2 separate regions of the Homo sapiens genome follow, and region 1 is linked to region 2. Evidence: chromatin loops called from intact Hi-C (ENCODE). Cell type or tissue: heart right ventricle. All regions are shown on one strand. Each heading gives the region's core, and the rest is flanking DNA. Links, peaks and the distances in the headings are about the cores only.

The links. Hi-C counts contacts between places; a loop is a spot of excess contacts. Peaks named below come from ENCODE experiments on the same cell type or tissue, not always from the same donor. Only the 100,000 strongest peaks of a DNase experiment are listed, where the experiment ranks them.
Region 1: it touches region 2 in a loop (4-fold over the local background); 93 of 110 quality-filtered maps call a loop at or near these places.

The regions. Positions count from the first base shown.
Region 1 is chr12:122,791,649-122,802,540 of GRCh38, forward strand. CCDC62 (coiled-coil domain containing 62) reads left to right here. Exons shown (of 13, transcript NM_201435.5): 6 at 372-473; 7 at 5,659-5,747; 8 at 6,437-6,552; 9 at 9,476-10,204. Among named protein-coding and RNA genes, the nearest start is that of CCDC62, 23 kb to the left of the region's middle. RefSeq lists a silencer at 4,100-4,300. In heart right ventricle, for the core only: no CTCF peak of the experiment used is centred there; no DNase peak of the experiment used is centred there.
Region 2 is chr12:122,941,796-122,952,687 of GRCh38, forward strand. It overlaps ABCB9 (ATP binding cassette subfamily B member 9), which reads right to left. Exons shown (of 12, transcript NM_019625.4): 3 at 8,656-8,770; 4 at 7,993-8,123; 5 at 6,829-7,034; 6 at 4,230-4,427; 7 at 2,596-2,724. Among named protein-coding and RNA genes, the nearest start is that of ABCB9, 19 kb to the right of the region's middle. RefSeq lists enhancers at 3,376-4,185, 4,816-5,564, 5,087-5,356, 5,427-5,486. In heart right ventricle, for the core only: CTCF peaks have their summits at 5,062 and 5,912; DNase peaks (open chromatin) are centred at 5,206 and 5,806; H3K27ac peaks cover 2,824 bases.

The sequences.
Region 1 (10,892 bases), core at 3,780-7,779, 150 kb before region 2:
ATGTTGGCCAGGCTGGTCTCGAACTCCTGGCCTCAAGTGGTTTGTCCGCCTTGGCCTCCCAAAGTGCTGGGATTATAGGCGTGAGCCACTGCGCTGGGCAGATTTTGATTTTTAAAAGATTGCTCTGTGTACACTGGGCTGTCACAGGAGAGGCAAGGCTGGTGCAGGGAGGTCAGTCAGATGAGAGCAAGCGAAGCCTCCAACCAGGGGTCCTTGCCAGGTGTGGAGATGTTGGCTGTGAAACAGATTTTGTCTATAGATCCATCAGGACCGGAAGGAGCCGCTGAGGATGTGAGAGTTAGGCATAGTGTGTATATGAGGACTGGAACCTAGTATTTATTTGAGGACTTTCTTTTTCTTCTGTTGTGAAGAGGACCTCAATGAAAAGACGACAGAAAATAATGAGCAACGAGAAGAGATCATTCGCCTCAAGCAAGAGAAAAGTTGCCTGCACGATGAATTGCTTTTTACTGGTAAAACAGATGATCGAATGTATTTGTAACCTAGACTTGCAATGATGACAGGCTGAAGGAATTATACCTCTCCCAAAATGGTTTTTTTTTTTTTTTTTTTGAGACAGGGTCTTTTTTGAGACAGGGTCTTGCTCTGTCACCCAGGCTGGAGTGCAGTGGTGCAATCTCGTCTGACTGCAACTTCTGCCTCCCGGGCCCAAGCGATTCTCCTGCCTCAGCCTCCTTAGTAGCTGGGGTTACTGGTATGAGCCACCACGCCCGGCTAAATTTTGTATATTTAGTAGAGACGGGGTTTCACCACATTGGTCAGGCTGGTCTTCTTGAACTCCTAACCTCAAGTGATCTACGGGCCTTGGCCTTCCAAAGTGCTGAGATTGCAGGCGTGAGCCCGGCTTTTTTATTTTTATTTTTTTCTGAGACAGAGTCTCACTCTGTCGCCCAGGCTGGAATGCAGTGGCATGATCTCGGCTCACTGCAACCTCTGCCTCCCAGGTTCAAGCAGTTCTCCTGCCTCAGCCTCCCAAGTAGCTGGGATTACAGGCGCATGCTACCATGCCCGGCTAATTTTTATATTTTTAGTAGAGACGGGGTTTCACCATGTTGGCCAGGCTGATCTCGAACTCTGGCCTCAGATAATCCGCCCGCCTCAGCCTCGCAAAGTGCTGGGATTACAGGCATGAGCCATCACGCCAGGCCTTTTTGTTTGTTTTTAACACCCTTTGTGGGACCGATGGTGGACCAAGCAGCGAGTGTTAATGCTGCCATCCCGTTCCCAGTCACTATTTCCTCTTCTGTAAAATGAGCTATTCTCCCTTCCAGCTTAAGCGTGTGACTCTGCTTCTTACTAAAAACATAACATAGATGCTCCTTGACTTACAGGGTTACATTCTGATAAACCCCTCGCAAGTCAAAAATGCATTTAATGAAGCCAACCCAGCCACCAGCATAGCTCAGCCTAGCCTGCCTTAAACATGCACAGAACACTCGCATTAGCCTGCATTTGGACGAAATCATCTCACACAAAGGCTGTTTTATAATAAATTGTTGAATATATCATGTAATTTACTGAAAGCGAAAAACAGAATGGTTGTATGGGTGCTCAGAGTAGGGGTTTTTTAATGAATGTGTACCCCTAGTAAAAGGGGGACTGAGGGTAGGTATCAGTAGACCAAAAAGTGTTCATATGATTTTCTCTTCGGAACTTTACCTCTAAATCAATGACTTTCCTAACACAAACCACTGAAAAGAAAGCCCAGTAGAATCATCTTGGCTGGCAGGGATGTCAACAAGCTCTCTATGTCAGTCATTCTCAGTTGGGAGTGGAGAAGTAGGCCTTCACCAGTGGAAACTCTGAGATACTGGGGGTAGGTAAGGAATATGGCAGGGAATGGAATGCAGTTTGTCTGTAAATTAATGGGAAAAAATTGAGGCTCATCACAGCCTCAAACTCCTGGACTCAAGGAATCCTCCCGCCTTGGCCTTCCTAGTAGCCTGGCTAAATTTTTAATTTTTTTGCAGAGAAGGGGTCTCACTATGTTGCCCAGGCTGGTCTCTAGCTCCTGGGATCAAGCGATCCCCTTGCCTCGGCCTCTCAAAATGCTGGGATTACAGGTGCGAGCCACCATGCCCGACCTAAGAAGTTTTAAGTGAAATGGAATTCTTAATTTTAATCTCTTGTGATTAAAGATCGGGGTGAAAGTGTGGTATTCTGCCACTAGAGGTCACTATTTTCACCATTTCTAGGATTGCTGCATCTGCAAGTAGTGATAACCCGTTAACGCTGCTAAAGATATCACATATTTGTAGCTTTACAGTTGCATTCAAACAGTCCTTGGACCAGCATTTGTACGCCAGGTGCCCTGCGATATGCTCAGAAGCTCACAGGCCCACAGAATTCACTACTATACAAATGCTATGCATAAAATGCTATGGGAGGTCAAAGGAAAGAACAAAGCTTAAAGGATACGTTAGTCTCTTTTCTTTTTGATTAATCACTTTTTACCCATGCACTCTACTATGTATTACTAAGTAAAATACATGGAATTTGTTAGCTAATATTATAATAAATCGATTTTGTGAAATATTTTTATCATATACTAAGCAGATTTCTTTACCCAGGCTGGAGTGCAGTGGTACAATCGCAGCTCACTGCAGCCTCAAACTCTGAGGCTCAAGTGATCCTCCCACCTCAGCCTCCCAGGTAGGTGGGACCACAGGCACATGCCATCACACATGCCTAATTTTTAAATTTTTTGTATGGATGAGGTTCCACTATGTTGCCCAGTCTGGTCTGGAACTGCTGGGCTCAAGAGATCCTCCTACCTCTGCCTCCCAAAGCCCCAAAGCGTTGGGATTACAGGCATGAGCCACCATGCCTGTCATCCTAAATTGATTCCTTAAACATCTTCTTAACTAAAGACAATCTCACACCATTGTCTGAAAACAATTTTTGTATGTTTTATTCTTCTTTTTCAAAATATAGACAATTGATAGATTTGCATGTTTCAATTATAAAAGTGAACAAAGCCTACAAAAGAATTTATTTATTTAGTAGAGACAGGGTCTTGCTCTGTTGCCCAGCCTGGAGTGCAGTGGTGCAATCATAGCTCACTGCAGCCTCGACTGTCTGGGTTCAAGTGATCCTGCCACCTCAGCCTCCTGAGTTGCTGGGACTACAGGCATGTGTCATCACACCTAGCTAATTTTATTTTATTTTATTTATTTTTAGTAGAGGCAGGGTCTCGCTATGTGGCCCAGGCTGCTGGTCTTGAACTCCTAGCCTCAGATAATCCTCCTGCCTTGGCCTCCCAAAGTACTAAGATTATAGGCATGAGCCATCGTGCTTGGCTTAAGCCCAAAAAAGAATTTTTAAAGGGCATAACATGATAATATGCCGTCAAGTGCTATGGCTAAATGTCACGATTTTTTTTGTTTTTGTTTTTTTTCGGAGATGGAGTCTTGGTCTGTCGCCTAGGCTGGAGTGTAGTGGTGCGATCTTGTCTCACTTCAACTTCCGCCTCCTGGGTTCAAGCAATTCTCATGCCTCAGCCTCCGGAGTAGCTGGGACTGCAGGCACACGTCACGACACCTGGCTAATTTTTTGTACTTTAGTAGAGACGTGGTTTCATTGTGTTGCCCAGGCTGGTCTCGAACTCTTGAGCTCAGACAATCCACCCGCCTCGGCCTCCCAAAGTGTTAGGATTACAGGTGTGAGCCACCGCACCCAGTCAGATGTTACCATGTTTTATTTGAAGTTGGAAGATGTCTTAAAGTTTTACTTTTAAGTTTAAAACTTGTAGAAAATGCAGTTCTTTTTTTTTTTGAGACGGAGTCTCGCTGTCGCCCAGGCTGGAGTGCAGTGGTGTGTTCGCGGCTCACTGCAAGCTCAGCCTCCTGGGTTCATGCCATTCTCCTGCCTCAGCCTCCCGAGTAGCTGGGACTACAGGCGCCCGCCACCATGCCCAGCTAATTTTTTGTATTTTTTAGTAGAGATGGGGTTTCACCGTGTTAGCCAGGATGGTCTTGATTTCCTGACCTCATGATCTGCCCACCTTGGCCTCCCAAAGTGCTGGGATTACAGGCGTGTTCTTTTACATAGGCTGAGGGACATGTTTTGCTTGTACATAACTAGGAGTAAGGAGTTTGCAAAGAGAACAATGATACTAGTTTACATTTCTGTGGGTCCTGACAGTCCTGTAGGTGAGCTCTTATAGACTGAGTGTCTGCCTCAGGTCTCCCAGGCGGTAAAAGGCAGAGTCTTGATCAGAATTCAGCAGGTTCCAGGCGTCTAAGTCCCTTCCCATTGTTTTAGCTTAGGCTGCTTGTTCAGGCAGATAGCAGCAGAGAGTTCCTTACCTCTGTTTTCTGTGGCCAACTTGTGAAAATAGTCAGACCCAATCCACTTTGATCTCTCAGCTAAACCCAGCCATGGAGAAAACTATCTGGACTAGGGAAACATTTATATTTACATTGGCATTGCCTCTTATGCAAAAGTAGATTATTCTGAAATCAGAGATTAAGGCAACATTCAAATATACATATATTTTTTTTTTCTTTGACCACCTGCCCTCCCCCACCGCCCCCCGACAACCCCACTGGCCAACATTCAGATATATTTAAAATTACTCTGAGGGCCAGGTAAAGTAGTTGGCTTTTGTTTAGGGACCATGCTGTATCCAAAACAAGTATTTATTTATTTTTTTTAAGAGACAGTGTCTTGCTGTGTTGACTCAGGCTGGTCTCAAACTCCTGGGCTCAAGCAATCTTCCCACCTCAGCCTCCAAAGTAGCTGGAAATATAACAAAACAGGTTTATTTAAACATTAGGAAATATAACAAAACAGGTTTATTTAAACCCTGCTTGGATGCTGTTAACATGAAAGGCATGTAGAATTGAGACCCACGGAGTCAGATGCACTACGGATATCACTTCCACTGTTAAAATGTCTCAGTTTTGGCCGGGCATGGTGGCTCATGCCTGTAATCCCAGCATTTTGGGAGGCTGAGGCGGGTAGATCACATGAGGCCAGGAGTTCGAGACCAACCTGGCTAACATGGTGAAACACAGGAGTTCAAGACCAGCTTGGGCAACATAGTGAGACCCCCATCTCTATTTTTAAAAATATTTTATCTTTTAAAATTTTTAAATAAATAATTGAAGTAATATGTATTAAGTATAGAGATTTGGAAATCATCCTTATTCTATCTCCCCACAAAAGGAAAGACAAATAATCCCTGAATCTACAAATCACTTCTTCTTTTTTTTTTTTTTTTTTTAAGACAAAGTCCTCACTTTGTCATCCAGGCTGGAGTGCAGTGGCGCAATCTCTGCTCACTGCAACTTCCACCTCCCAGGTTCAAATGATTTTCCTGCCTCAGCCTCCCAAGTAGCTGGACCACAGGCAGGCACCACCACACCCGGCTAAATTTGTATTTTTAGTAGAAATGGGGTTTCACCATGTTGGCCAGGCCAGTCTCGAACTCTTGACCTCAAGTGGTCTACCCACCTCAGCCTCCCAAAGTGCTGCAATTACAGGTGTGAGCCACTTCGTTCAGCCCATTCTGCTATTTTTAAGTACAGGAACAACAACAACAAAAATGTTAGCTGAGCATTAAATTGTTGGAAATGGAGAGGTTTGTGTGGCTATAGCTGATGAAAAATGTTAATAATACTTGTTCTTAAATAGTAGAGAGAGAAAAGAGGAAAGATGAATTGCTTAATATTGCGAAGTCAAAGCAAGAACGCACAAATTCAGAACTGCACAATCTGAGACAGGTATGTCCCCAATCATCCTTCTCTGTCACATAAGAAATGTTTGTAAACAAATAGCAAATTAGGAAAAATGTATGCCCGTCGATTTTGTTTAATTGGTGATTTGGAATCCTAACTACATTAGTTGTATATCATGTTTATTTATTTTTATTATTATTATTTTTTTGAGACGGAGTCTCGCACTGTCAACCGGGCTGGGGTGCAATGGCCTGATCTCGGCTCACTGCAACCTCCACCTCCTAGTTACAAGCGATCCTCCTGCCTCAGCCTCCCAAGTAGCTGGGATTACATGTGCCCACCACCACGCCCAGCCAATTTTTTGTATTTTTAGTAGAGACAGGGTTTTACTGTGTTGGCCAGGCTGGTCTCGAACTCCTGACCTCATGACCCGCCCACCTCAGCCTCCCAAAGTGCTGGGATTACAGGCGTGAACCAGCGCACCCAGCCTGTATATCATGTTTAGTATAGCAAATAGGTCTTGCTTGTGGTGATCAAAGGCTGGGAGCCCAGCTATCCTAGCAAATCTTAGTGCTAACAAAGGAAAATTAAAAGCAGACATATTTAGCATATTTCTCTAGTAACTATCTGACCTGTTTTAGGATTTGTGAACTGTTTCAGGGAAAGTGCCAAATTGTTGGTTCAGTTTAGTTTTGTTATTACATTTCATGTTGATTTGTCAATATCTATGACAGATTTATGTAAAACAACAGAGTGATCTGCAGTTTCTTAATTTCAATGTGGAAAATTCTCAGGAATTAATACAGATGTATGACTCAAAGATGGAGGAATCAAAGGCTCTGGACTCCAGGTAATCTTAGCAAGATGCAATTAATATGATCTTGTATTATATTCCATCAGCCAGTATTTACTGCGCACTTACTGTTGGCCAGTACTGACTACTATTCCCCATATGGTAGGAAATAAATGTGGCCGGGCACGGTGCCTCACACCTGTAATCCCAGCACTTTGGGAGGCCAAGGCAGGTGGGTCACCTGAGGTCAGGAGTTCGAGACCAGCCTGGCCAACATGGTGAAACCCCATCTCTACTAAAAATACAAACATTAGCCAGGCATAGTGGCTCATGCCTGTAGTCCCAGCTACTTGCAAGGCTGAGGCACGAGAATCGCTTGAACCTGGGAGGTGGAGGTTGCAGTGAGCCGAGATCACGCCACTGCACTCCAGCCTGGTAACAGAGCAAGATTCTGTTTCAAAATAAATAAATAAATAAAAATATAAAAATTAGCTGGGCGTGTTCGCGGGTATATGTAATCCCAGCTACTTGGGAGGCTGAGGCAGGAGAATCACTTGAACCCCGGAGGTGGAGGTTGCAGTGAGCCGAGATCGCGCCATTGCACTCCAGCCTGCGTGACAAGAGCCAAACTCCGTCTCAAAAAATAAATAAATAGGCCTGGCGCGGTGGCTCATGCCTGTAATCCCAGCACTTTGGGAGGCCGAGGCAGGTGGATCACGAGGTCAGGAGATCGAGACCATCCTGGCTAACACGGTGAAGCCCCATCTGTACTAAAAATACAAAAAAATTAGCCAGGCATGGTGGCAGGCGCCTGTAGTCCCAGCTATTCGGCAGGCTGAGGCAGGAGGATTGCTGGAACCCGGGAGGCAGAGGTTGCAGTGAGCTGAGATTGCGCCACTGCACTTCAGCCTGGGTGACAGAGTGAGACTCCGTATGAAAAATAAATAAATAAATAATAAATAAATACAATAAATGTGTGTGAGCTAATAATGATTGTCATAATCCTCAGTCGCAGGAAGACCCAATCTAAGAATTTTAGTCATGATCCTGATTTAGCCACTGGATAGAAGTAAATTTATTTAACCTGATTTTCCCTTCTGTTGTGTAGAAGGCTTTGAGCTAGAATAGACACTACAGAGATGAATCATTCATTCATCCATCCATCCATCCATCCGTCCATCCATCCATCCAGCATTCAGTGTTTGGACACTAGGCTAGGACTTGGGCACATGTAGGTATATAGGGCATGGCACTCGCCCAAAAGAAGTAATGCCAAGGAATGCATTGATTACTGAGTAGGAGCCCCACTCCACCGAGGGTGATCTGTGCCCTTAACTGGATTTTCCTGCTTGCCTTATTAATAGGAAACATCTTCCCATCCCCACAACAAGCAGTGTGGGAATTAAATTGGTTTTGGTAAAATTAAAATATAAACATATAAAGTGTGGTTTAATTTAACAGGCATATAACTGTACCACAGCTCAACTTAGTCTACTTTTCTAAGCCAAAATTTTACAAGAAGTCTTTGAAAGGGAGAGGGATTAGGGAAGCTCCCCATGGCTGTTTGGAACCATGGAGGCTGGACTGGGTTGCAGCAGCGACTTTCCCTGGGAGAATGGAGTTGAGAGCAGCAGGGCTTAGTAGCTGCAGCACTGCAGGGATCACCCCAGGCGTGTGGCGTGTGGCTGGGGCCGCCCTGCTTTCCGCTGCACTTGCTTCACTTTCCTTTGGGGCCCTCTGCGAGGGGTTGTGGCCTGTGGCTCTGGGTCCTAGCTGCTGCCGCTGCCACCAGACACCAGACTAACTCAGAGCTCTCTTGCAGGCAGAAGCCCCTTACATACTGGCTCTTTCTTCTTTTTCCTTTTTTTGAGATGGGGTCTTGCTCTGTTGCCCAGGCTGGCATGCAGTGGTGCAACCTCAGCTCACTGCAACCTCCACCTCCTGGGTTCAAGCGATCCTCTCACCTCAGCCTTCCAAGTAAGTAGCTGGGCCCACAGGCATGCGCCACCATGCCCGGCTACTTTTTTTTTTTTTTTTTTTTTTTTGTACATATGGGGTTTCGTCGTGTTGCGAAGGCTGTCTTTCTCCTTTTTGACCTTCATTGCCTCTAGGAGGTACTAGATGAGTTGAGGTTATTCCTTAAAAGCTAAAAATAGGCTGGACGCCATGGCTCACACCTGTAATTGCAGTGCTTTCGGAAGCTAAGGCAGGAGGATTGCTTGAGGCCAGGAGTTCAAGAGCAGCCTAGGCAACATAGCAAGACCCTGTCTCTATAAAAAAAAAATTTTTTTTTTTTTTTTGAGATGGAGTTTCACTCTTGTCACCCAGACTGGAGTGCCAATGGCGCGATCTCAGCTCACTGCAACCTCCACCTCCCAGGTTCAAGCAATTCTCTTGCCTCAGCCTCCCAAGTAGCTGGGAATACAGGCCTGCGCCACCACGCCCGGCTAATTTTTGTATATTTAGTAGATGGGGTTTCTCCATGTTGGTCAGGCTGGGTCTCGAACTCCTGACCTCAGGTGATCCACCCGCCTCAGCCTCCCAAAGTACCGGGATTACAGGCGTGAGCCACTGCACCCGGCCTCAAAAAAAATTTTTTTTAAGCATAAAATAGTTTATAGCATTATGGAAAGAGAGAGTTGTATTTCCTAAGATATCAGAATGATGCAGATTAGAATACCTGAATACAAGTGACATGAAAAATTTTAAAGGAAGATTTATTAAAAGGTTTTGTCACATTTCTGCAGTATTCTTTTTTTCTCATGTAGACAGTAAGTGCAATAAGAGGAGGATGGAAAAGGGAATGTGGGCTTTGTGGTCAGAAAGGATTCCTGGAGAAGGTCGGGCTGGAATTGGGCTCTGAGGTTCAGACAAACGAGTCTCATTGGGATTTAGCTCTACTGAGTTTTGGGTGAAATGTTTAGAATGATAGCATCAAGTATATCTTATAACCTCCATTTTTTTTCTAATGCCACCATAGCAGAGACATGTGTTTATCAGACCTTGAAAATAACCACCCAAAAGTCGATATTAAGAGGGAAAAAAATCAGAAGTCACTGTTTAAGGACCAGAAATTTGAAGCCATGTTGGTTCAGCAAAATAGGTCAGACAAGAGCTCTTGCGATGAATGCAAAGAGAAGAAACAACAGATCGATACTGTGTTTGGGGAGAAAAGTGTAATTACGCTGTCATCCATATTCACCAAAGACTTAGTAGAGAAACACAACCTCCCTTGGTCTCTGGGAGGAAAAACCCAGATTGAACCCGAAAACAAAATTACATTGTGCAAGATCCACACAAAATCACCAAAATGTCATGGCACTGGGGTTCAGAACGAAGGAAAACAACCCTCAGAAACACCCACTTTATCTGATGAGAAGCAGTGGCATGATGTCAGTGTTTACCTGGGCCTGACCAACTGTCCAAGTTCAAAACATCCAGAAAAGCTGGATGTAGAATGTCAAGATCAGATGGAAAGGTCCGAAATCTCATGCTGCCAGAAAAATGAAGCCTGTCTGGGCGAAAGTGGCATGTGTGACTCCAAGTGCTGCCACCCGAGTAACTTCATAATTGAAGCCCCAGGCCACATGTCTGACGTGGAGTGGATGAGTATTTTCAAGCCTTCCAAAATGCAGAGAATTGTCCGCCTCAAATCTGGGTGCACCTGTTCAGAAAGCATCTGTGGCACACAACATGACTCCCCGGCAAGGTGAGTAACGTTCACATCTGTAAACACCCACGGAGCATGCATGCCAGTATTTGGAAATACAAAGGGTGATGGAAGCCACGCCATACCTACTATTAATCCAAAAGGCATGTTTGCTAACAGAAATCTTCCTTAGGACCAATGGTTCCCTCTTTTCATCACAGCATGGACTGTTGAGTCTTTAATTATAGAGGCTCTATTAGGTTCCAGGGATGTGTTTATACTGAGGACGGCTTCTGAGGCAAAGGTTTTGTTTAAAAACAAAACCAGTTGTTATGACTTGGGCAGATATGCTTTATTAAAAAGCAAACGGGTGGATCGCTGCACAGAGTGGAACGCCACCCTAGAGCATTCCTCACCCCAGAAGCCATTCTGAACTGACACGCTGACCATTTCTGGTCCAGATGGCATTACCTAGACCCCATATAAAAATGTCTCTTGGTGCATTGTGGTGGCTCATGCCTGTAATTCTAGCACTTTGGGAGGCCAAGGCAGGAGGGTCACATGAGGCCAGGAGTTTGAGACCAGCATGGGCAATATAACGAGACCCTATCTCTACACTTTTTTTTTTTTTTTTTTTTGGAGATGGAGTCTAGCTTTGTCGCCCAGGCTGGAGTGCAGTGGCGCAGTCTTGGCTCACTGAAACCTCCGCCTCCTGGGTTCAAGCCATTCTCCTGCCTCAGCCTCCCAA
Region 2 (10,892 bases), core at 3,387-7,386:
CTCACTGCAACTTCTGCCTCCCGGGTTCAAGCAATTCTCCAACCTCAGACTCCTGAGTAGCTGGGACCACAGGCATGAGCCACTACTAAGCCCAGTTAATTTTTTGTATTTTCAGTAGAAATGGGGTTGCACCATGTTGCCCAGGCTGGTCTCGAACTTCTGAGCTCAAGGAATCCGCCTGCCTCAGCCTCCCAAAGTGCTGGGATTACAGGTGTGGGCCACTGCGTCCGGCCAAGCATGCTCTGTATGTTAGGAGGTAGGTTCTAACATTATCTCCTTTTTTACTGATGAGGAATCTCAGGCACAGAGGGCTCAAGTAACTTGGCCCAGGTCACAGAGCCTAGAAGTGGCAGAGCCAGGATTTGAATCCAGGCCCATCTGTCTCCTGAGTTCAGGCTCTTAGGTGCTGAATGTCCTCATTGGTGATAAGGGGGTGATATCGGCATCTGTGTCCTGTTACTGTGAAGACAACAGCAACAGCCGGTAGTAAACACCTAAAACCCCAGAGCTGGCCGGGCACAGTGGCTCACACCTGTAATCCCAGCACTTTGGGAGGCGGAGGCAGGCGGATCATTTGAGGTCAGAAGTTCGAGATCAGCCTGGCCAACATGGTGCAACCCCATTTCTACTGAAAATACAATTTTGTACTAAATTTTGTACTAAAAGTACAAAAATTAGCTGGGCATGGTGGTGCATGCCTGTAGTCCCAGCTACTGGGGAGGATGAGGCAGGAGAATAGCTTGAACCCGGGAGGCAGGGGTTGCGGTGAGCCAAGATTGCACCACTGTACTCCAGCCTGGGCGACAGAGCAAGACTCCATCTCAAAAAAAAAAAAAAAAAAAACCTAAAAAGAAAAACATTAGCTGGGTGTGGTGGCATGTGACTGTAACCCCAGCTACTCAAGTGGCTAAGGTGGGAAGATCACTTGAGTCCAGGAGGTCAAGGCTGCAGTGAGTCATGAAAGCACCACTGCACCCCAGCCTGGGTGACAATGTGAGACTGTCTCAAATAGTAATGATAATAAATAAACAACACTGCACTGAACATCTCTGGACATACATCTTCGCCCACTGCTGTGAGTACTCTTGAAGCATGGATTCCTAGGGGCAGATTTACTGCTGAGTCAAATAATATGGCAGGTGTGATTCTCCAGCAGATGCAATGGCCTGAGTAGCAGATGCTAGGAACACCCCACCAACATCCTTGAGCCTTTGTCAGCGCAGCACACAAAGGCCCAATCTCTTACTGCCTGCGGGCTGCGGGCTTTTTTGTGGGAGCGAGGCAGACAAGAGAATTAACACCCTCACTCCAGGCTGACCTTGAGCAATGGCTGATGGCAGCTTGGGTGTAAACACCCCAGCTCCCTGGCCCTCAGATGGGATGACTCTGGTGCTGGTGTCCTACCCTGTCCGCTAGAAGGATCCCACCTCAGTTGCCCACACTGGTAACTGGCTCCACAACTCACTCTGCTGACTTCCTTCCTTCCACGTCTCACTTTCCACTCCCACCCCCGTTTCCTGAGATCACCTCCCAAACAAATCCGTTGCACGCCAATTCTGTCTCAGGATCTGCTTGTGCGGAAACCAAAATCAAGACAATCTAAAACACCCTTGCATTTCCGAGGCACTACGCTGGAAGTAGGCTGGGAGGAAGTCAGGCCCGGCTGGCCCTGAGCCCCGTTCCCGAGCAAATGTGATGGACGAGTCACTCCACCGCTCAGGTTCAGTTTTCTTTTCATCACTTCAATTTCTCACAGAGCTGTTAAGACCATTTTCTGAAATCACCTCTGTCCCTAAAGGGTGTTGCTGTCACTTGTTGGTAGTATTATCATTCTTTCTTTCTTTTTTTTTTGAGATGGAGTTTCGCTTTGGTTGCCCAGGCTGGAGTGCAGTGGCGCGATCTTGGCTCACTGTAACCTCTGCCTCCCGGGTTCAAGCGATTCTCCTGCCTCGGCCTCCTGAGGTGTGAGCCACCGCACCTGGCCCTTTCTTTCTTTTTGAGACACGGTCTCTCTCTGTCGTCCAGCCTGGAGTGCAGTGGCGTGATCACGGCTCACTGCGGCCTTGACCTCCCAGGCTCAAGCGATTCTCTAGCCTCAGCCTCCTGAGGACCTGGGATTACAGGCACATGCCACCATACTCGGCTTGCCTATTTATTTATCAAGACGGAGTCTCGCTCTGTCACCCAGGCTGGAGTACAGTGGTGCGATCTCAGCTCACTGCAACCTCTGCCTCCAGGGTTCAAGCAATTCTCCTCTCAAGTAGCTGGGATTACAGGTACCCACCAACACGCTTGGCTAATTTTTGTGTTTTCAGTAGAGATGGGGTTTCACCATGTTGGCCAGGCTGGTCTCGAACTCCTGACCTCAAGTGATCCACCCGCCTCCGCCTCCCAAAGTTCTGGGATTATAGGCGTGAGCCACCACGCCCTGCCTAGTATTATCATTCTTGATATGATCATGCTGTCTCCCCTACTTACCTTAGAGAGAAATACCACATTGTCAGAGTCCCTGGAGCCCCGCCCCCACCCTGTTAAGATCCCTCTTCCCCAAACTCCTCCCTTCTCTCTGGATCCCCGGACACACTGGCCTCTCACCTCCATACAATCTCCCAGGACAAACTCGTAGATGATGAAGGCGATGAGGTTGCCGCTGGTCATCTGGCCTGAGATGACAAGGTGGCCCCCGTAGTAGAGGATGCTGACCTGGACCACCAGCAGTGTGAGCTGGGGCAGAGGGAGAGGGGATGTGGGTCGAGGGGACCTTAGATCCCCCACCATCCCCATTCCCTGACCCATCCCAGGCTGCAGGGGGAGGTGAGGGCAGACCCAGCCACAAACTGAAATGCCGGCCGTTGGCAGGGGTGTCTTCCAAGGCTTGTCACTCATGCCTTCCCCTGCCCCGAGCATTTCCCTACAGAGGCCTCCAGCTGGAGCAGGCTGTGGGCTTGGCCACAGAACAAGGCTTTCTTTGTGAGGTCCTGGCACACACATGCCACCCCCAGGCTCCTCAGCTTGGCCACCTGGGAACTATTCGTCCTCCTCATGGGGAAGAGCATGACTCAGAGAGGGCAAGTGCCCTGGCTAAGGTCACACAGTGAGCTCTCTGTCTCCTCCCCCAGTGGGGTTCCGTGAAGAAGGGGCTGTGATGGGAGCGCCCATGCCTTCCTCCTGTGCCTGGGGGGCATCTGGGAAGGGAGTGGAGTCTGAGTACCCATGGCAGCCCACACCCTAGTCAGGGACTCCATCTGTCCTCCTCATGCCCAGCCAGAACTAGGCTGCTGTCTGGACCACCGTGCCTTGGTGGAAGCTGCAAAGGCACCCCCTGCCAGCAGACGGATTGCTAAGAGGCTCAGCTAGCTGAGCTGGACCTTAGCCCCTCCTCTCCTCCTTGGCTGATACTTTTGGGAGGTGGCAGCACCAGGAAGTCCCAGATATCCTCTTTCCCCTGGCTCCCCTGTAGACCACCAGCTCCCTCCTCCCTCTCACTCCAAACCCTCCTCATTCCTCCGCAGCTATGCCCTGACCTGCCCACCTCCCATGTGTGTCCAGTGTAGCAGTGACATGATCCAAGTGCTCCCCATCCTCCAAGGAGAGGCTGTGACGCACTCCCGGGAGTGTGCCAGACACTGTCGGGAGTGTGTGTGGCTGTGACATGAGACCTGCCCGAAAGTGGCCTAGGGACCTGCTGACTCCCCACCTCAGCAAGGATGTTTCCCCAGCTGGGAAAAGAAAGCTCCCACCCTGCCACCCCACGTCAGGTGACTGGGAGAGGGGCAGCCTTGCTTCTGGGAAAGATTCTCAGCAGGGCGCGGTGGCTCACGCCTGTAATCCCAGCACTTTGGGAGGCTGATGCGGGTGGATCACCTGAGCTCAGGAGTTCGAGACCAGCCTGGCCAAGATAGTGAAACCCCGTCTCTACCAAAAATACAAAAATTAGCCAGGCATGGTGGCGGGCGCCTGTGGTCCCAGCTATGCAGGAGGCTGAGGCAGGAGAATCGCTTGAACCCAGGAGGCGGAGGTTGCAGTGAGCTGAGATGGTGCCACTGCACTCCAGCCTGGGTGACAGAGTGAGGCTCTGTCTCAAAAAAAAAAAAAAAAAAAAAGAAAGACAGACAGATTCTCCACCAGCTTGACACCAACATGCAGGACTGATGTCCTAGATCGAGGGCTTCCCCCATCTTTGCATCCCATCCCTCCACAGCCAGAGCTGCCTGGCCAGGGGCACGTACCCCGCTGCCCCAGACGTAGTACATGTAGGCAGCTGCCTCCTTCCTGTTCAGCTTGTACACCTGCTGCAGCTTCCGCAGGTACACCTCTGCCTCCTCCTCCTCATTGGCGAAGCTCCGGACAGTCTTCATGGCACTGATGGTCTCCTCCGCCGTGTTGCTCGCTCTGGCCAGGGCATTCTGGACCTCTTTGGAGAGCCTCTATGGACAGGAGGGGGACAAGAAGGAGAAGACCCCAAAACAGCCTCACTATGTACTGGAGCCCCCAGGCCTCTCTGGGTTTTTCCACCCTTCGCTGGCACCAGCTATATGCAAGAGGTTCCTAGGACAAAAAGACAAGATCTAGCCCTTTCTCCCCCATCCCCTTCTGGCTCAATTTGACACACTCAGGTAGTCAACTCCAGAGAGGCTCTTGGGGCAATGGTTTCAGCTCCTGAAGGATAGGGCACGGTGCTGATCGTTAAGTCATCCCCAGTATTCAAAAGAGGCTATTCATGACTGGACAGTTTTTGGTAATCCTTTCAGAAAAGGGGCCTCAACACCTGACCCTGTGCTGGAAGAGCAGGGGATGCCTTGGACGGTTGTTCAGGTTGTACACTATTTAAGAAACACCAACTATTAAAGGGGCACCATTTACATCATCAACATAAATTATGTTAGAGCCTGAGGGTTGATAAAGAGATTCCAGAACTCCCAGCCAAGTTCTACATGGTGGCAGGGGCCATGGGTTGTGAAATCTGCCCACACCATGTGCATGTCACCACAGGCAGAGCTGAAAAGTGGTCCCAAGTGTGCGGCCATCAGGCTGCTGTTCACCAGAGTCCTGGAAGAGGCCCCTGGGTGGAGCTGTTCACACTTTGCAGGAGTCACTATGCTGATTCTCAAGCCAGCCAGGAAGGCTGCCTGAGAGTCCAGGACAGGAGCATGCACTGGCATGTCCCATGACCATGTGTCACGCCCCAGCCGCAGGAAGCATGCAGGGTGCCTGAGTCATGTTTGGCCATGGGCGGTGTGTGTGGTTTGTGGAGATGACTCGCTGGCTACACACAACACATTCAGGCATGGGGTGGAAAACCCAAACAGAGCCTTCCTGAGGCCTCCCTTAGCTGAACTAAAAGGCAGGGCCTGCAGTGCACACAGAGGTGGGGGCTGAGGGGGAGCTCCAGGGTTTCTTGCTCCATCCCAGGGGCTGGTGGGAAGGCCGGAAGCAAGGGGTGGGGAGCAGCGTGCCAGAAATGGCTCAGACTCTAAAGAATAGATTTACTTTCTCATCTCAGTGAGGACGGTGGGGAGGCTCGTGACCAGGAACTTCGGGAAGAGGTCCTACCTGTGTGGCTGGAGAAGACTGTGGGGAGTGGCCTCACCGGGGGCTGGGTGGGAGATGGCTTCCTTTGCTACCCTGGTCTCAGGTCACCAACACCAAAGGCTCCAATGGAGCTGCGACAATGACTTACCCGGCACCACCTGGAGGCCGTCATGCATCCAAGCCCCTGCTCTAGAAGTACCCCACGTGGGCCTGGGTGACTGTGAGGGGGTTGCCTGTACCTGTCACAGGGTCACAGCCCTGCCTGTCTGAACCCAGCCTGTCTGTCCCTTAGGGCTCGGGGGCACCCGCCCATTCAGGAAGCAGGAGGAGGGTGAGGTCAAACCTGGCTCACGGCCCTAGCTCGGAAGCAGAAGCAGTGCCGTGGGGTGGCCAGAGGGGACAGCAGCCTGCCCATGATGGCATCACAGCGGGCCCGCGATGGCATCACAGCGGGCCCGCACCACCCCCACATACACACCAGGCACGTTCCAACCCAGGGCCTTTTCACTGGCTGTGCCCTCTGCTCAGCACATACCTCCCAAGATGCCCGCCTCCTTCAGACCCTTATTCAGATGTCCCCTTCTCAGCAAGACCTATTTAACTTGTATTTATTCATTCATTTTAGAGACAGGGTCTTGCTGTGTCACCCAGGCTAGAGTATAGTGGCACGATCATTGCTCACTACAGCCTCGACCTCCTGGGCTCAGGCGATCCTCCACCTCAGCATCCCAGGTAGCTGGGACCACAGGCATGCGCCACCAAGCCCAGCTAACTAAAAAAAATTTTTTTTTGTAGAGATGGGGTCTTGCTATATTGTCCAATCTTGTCTCGAACTCCTAGGCTCAAGTGGTCCTCCTGCCTGTGCCTCCCAAAGTTCTGGGATTACAGGCATGAGCCACCGGGCCCAGCCAGTAAATCCAATTTAAAATTGCAGCTACACCCAATGCTCCCAATCCCTCTGCTCACTTCATGTTTCTCCTTAGCACTGACCATCTTTTACTGTATTGTGGATTCTCATTCTTTATGCTGTTGGTACCTAGTATCTGTCTCTGACACTAGATACAAGTTCCAGGAAGGCAGGGGCCTTGTCTTTTTCACTGATGTATCCCAGTGCCTGGGACATAGCAGGTGGTCAATAATTATTTATTGAATGAGCGAAGAAATGAATGAATGAATGCAAACACAGCCTCAAGACCTGTCCTTCACTAGCCCTTAGTGGCCCCCTGAGCCCCTCCTAAGGGGATGTTTGGGGGCTGCCAGGGTGCACAGTCCCCAGCAGAGACAGGGCAGGCCTACCTTGTAGTACTTGCCGTAGATGTTGGACACCATCATGATGATGGGGAAGCCCATGAAGGTGACCAAGGAGAGCTGCCATGAGAGGCTGAACATGAAGACCACCACGCCCGTGACCTTGACTGTGTTCCGCAGGAAGACATTGATGTTCTGGGAGACCAGGTCGCTGACCATGGTGGTGTCCGAGGTCAGGCGGGAGATGAGGTCCCCTGGAACACACGCGGCTCAGCTCTCACCACAGCAACCCGGGCCTTGGGGGTGGCGGTGGGGGATGCTAAGGGGCCTCTGAGACAGACACTGGGAAGCCGGGCCTCCCTACCTGTGGGCGGGGTTGGGGGGTGGGGGAGAAGAGCAGATACCCCTCGAGGGCTACTCTGAGCCAATCCCAGTCATCAGCATCTTGCTTAAGCTTCATGACATCCCGCTGTACAGCGGAGGAGGCTGGGGCTCAGAACAGGAAGGCCCCCGTAGAGTCACACAGCCTGTCCGTGACTGAGCCAGACTTCAAACCCATGTCTCCTCCCTGTCACTGGCAGAGGGGGTAACTCCTCTTCCCTTCTAGGGAAATAACAACCTGGCTGGTGGCGGGCAGGAAAGCGCAGACACTTCTTACCTAAGTTGGACATTGTGCTAAGAGCTGTGTAAGGACCCCATGGGGTGGCTACTATCCGTGTTCCCATTTTACAGACAAGAAAACAGAGGATCAGAGAGGTGAAGTTCGTGAGTGGAGGAACCAGGGCTTCGACCCAGGCCGGTGTCTCTCAGAGCTTGGATCTTGGTGGATATTCTATCGTCTTCCCCGTTGTGGCCCCTGGCCCTCACCTGCTGACCCCCATGGGAGCAGGGTCTCTGTCGGCCACAGGCGTGGGTAGTCCTGGACCTGGTGGTTTCCATGGGGCAATGGAAAGCAAGGCCTTGGCTCCTGCAGGGACCTCGGGTGGCCTGGCCTGGGCCCCACAGAGGCCGCAGCCCACACCAAAACCTCAGTGAGCAAGCCAGCTCCCAGGACACAGGCCAAGCCCAGGGTGTTCCCAGCCTGAACTAACAGCAGGAGGAGAAGACAGAGGGCTGAGACCACCCACACGCCCATTTCATTCCTCAGTGCCAGGCAAGCCCACAGGGGTGGGGCCCAGCCCCCAGGACACCTAGGGCACTGGAAGGACCAACCTGTGCGGTTCTCATCAAAGAAGCTTGTCTCCTGGGACACCAGTGAGCGGAAGAGACAGTTTCGAAGGCGAATGTTCAGTCTGGCAAATATGAGGGTAAAAATGCCGCCCCGAATACCTGCGGCAAATGAGCTAATTGCAGATAAGAGATATTATAGCACGATGTCCTTCCAGACCAGTGACCACACCCGGCTGCCCCCTCCCGCTGCCGGCAGGCCTGGGAGCCCCACCGCAGCCCCACTCCAGGGCTGGCATCCCTGCGGGGTCCCCCTCATTCCCAGTGGGAGCCCCCCTCAAGGTGAGGGCAAAGGGGACAGTTGTGGGACAAGAGACCCAAATGTGCCAGCCAGACCCTCTTCCTTCCAGAACAGCTCAGACAAAGCCGGTTCTGTTTGGGACCAGATTCCTACTTGGAAAACAGCCAGGGAGGGTGAGCAGGGAACCCTGAGGACTGAAGCCCTTTTCAGGGACCAGAGGGTGTGGTTCTAGGGTGCTCTAAGACAGTGTGGAAGCCGGTTCCCAGGGTGACCAGCTGAGGGACAGGCCCACCAGGGGCATTTCCAGGGCCTCCCTGGCCCCTGTCTTCCTTAGGAACAGGCCCTCCCTTCCCTCCCTGGTGCAGGTCGGGGTGTGCGGGGCAGGGCGTGGGGGTTGAGCCAGCTACCTGCCAATGGCCAGCAGGCACACGATGACGACAGCCGTGCTGAACTGATCCATGCTTTTCTGGATGACGATGCCATCAATGGCGCGGCCCGTGTAGTAGGGCAGGAAGGTCTCTCCTGGGGGAGGCAGGGCAGCCTCAGGGACGTCTGCAGCCAGGGGAACCCGCACCCTTCCTCCTGAGGCTCCAGAAGTCCACACACCAACCCCTCTGCCCACTCCACCGGTGGGCTTTCCTCCCTCGGCAAACTCTTGCTGCCCATCGTGGGGCCCCAGGGTGCTTAATGCCCCCCTCCTCAGAGAACAGGGGAGCACTGGGCCTTGCATCCACACAGCCTGCTGGTTCTTCTTTATTTATAGTGGCTACCAGGCATCGAGCCAGGGCTCCTGCAGGATGCTTCATTCTCTTGTTTTTTGAGACAGGGTCTCGCTGTGTCCCCCGGGCTGGAGTGCAGTGGTGTAATCATAGCTCACTGCAGCATCAAACTCCTGGGCTCAGGTGATCCTCCTGTCTCAGCCTCCTGAGTAGGGAATACAGGCATGTGCCACCATGCCAGGCTAATTTTTTTTTTTTTTTTTTTGTAGAGACAGGGGTCTCACTATGTGGCCCAAGCTGGTCTCAACCTCCTGGGTTGAAGCAATCCTCCTACCTTGGCCTCCCAAAGTACTGGGATTATAGGTATGAGCCACCGCTCCTGAACTTTGTTTCATTCCCTTTGGAGCAGGCCCTGGAATCACCCCCATTTTACAAATGAGAAAAATTAATTTGTTTTTCTTTTTCTAAAATATTTTCCTTTTTTTTTTTTTTTTTAACTTTTTGAGACAGGGTTTCACTCCTGTCGCCCAGGCTGGAGTGCAGCCTCAACCTCCTGGGCTCAGTGGATCTTCCCACCTCAGACTCCTGAGTAGCCGGGACTACAGGCACACGCCACCAGGCCTAGCTAATTTTTTGTATTTTTTTGTAGAGACGAGGTTTCGCTAGGTTGCCCAGGCTGGTCTCTAACTCCTGGGCTCAAGCGATCCACCCACCTCAGCTTCCCAAAGTGCTGGGGTTACAGGCCTGAGTCACAGCGTCCGGCTGAAAGTGAAGTTGAATGAGATGACTCGTCCAGGCCACATGGCAATCAGTGGCTGATTGACGCCAAAGTTGATTTCATTCTTCTCAATGGGTTCAGAGTCCAAATTCTGGAACCTCAGAAGACGTTGCTATTCTGGTTCCAAGCAATGCTGGAAATTGCCACCCCACCCCTCCTGGTGGGGCACTTGACACCTTGCTGGGTGCTTTCTTACCCGCTTGCCTTACTGTGTTTTCACAACAATCCTGGGGTGGAATGGGAGACTCACAGAGGCTGAGGAATTTACTCCAGGTCACACAGCAAGGGGAAAGGCTGGGACTCAAACCTAAACTGGCTTTCAACCTGGGGGCTCTTTCTTTTCCCTTCCTCCTGTGGTCTGAATGCATCTCCCAAAATTTACATATTGAAACATAATCGCCAATGTGATAGGGCAGAGCTCTCCAGGATGGGATGAGGGCCCTTTTCAAAGGGCTTGTAAGCCTGGTTTGCCATCTCTCGCCCTTCCACCTTCTGCAGCGTGAGGACACAGCAGTCTTCCCCTCCAGAGGACACAGCAAGGAGGGACCATCTTGGAAGCAGAGAGTGGCCCTCACGACACCAAACCTGCTGGCACCTTGATCTGGGACTTCCCAGCCTCTAGAACAGTACGAAATCAGTTTCTATGGTTTCTAAATGACCCAGTCTGTGGTATTTTGTTACAGCAGCAGAAATGAGACTCCCCCGACAATAATCCGGAATGTCCACTCTCCTCTTAAGGAAATAGTGGCATCACCAGGCCAGGCCAGGCCCTTGTTCATCCCAGGACCTGTTTCCACTGAAGTTCTTTCCATGAGCAGAGCCAGGTTTGGGGCTGGGCATACAGTAGGTGCTCAATAAAGGTCAGTGAATGAACCCCGGGCAGGTCTGGCTAGCACAGTCTGGCCTGGCTCAGACACTTGGGTAGTGAGACTTTCTGTGCAGTTCTGGTGCCCTCTGCTGGGACCATGAGGTGGCAGCCTAGAGGGCCTGTGTCCCCACAGTCCTTGGCCAGACGAGGTCTCCAGCTGAGGCTGCAGAGTTCCACCCAGCCTGAGTTTCTGCCTCAGTTTACCCACAGAAAAGAAGAGGGCAACGATGAGCTGTGACAGAATATTCTGGAATATCTGATTCCAGCAAGCACCAATGC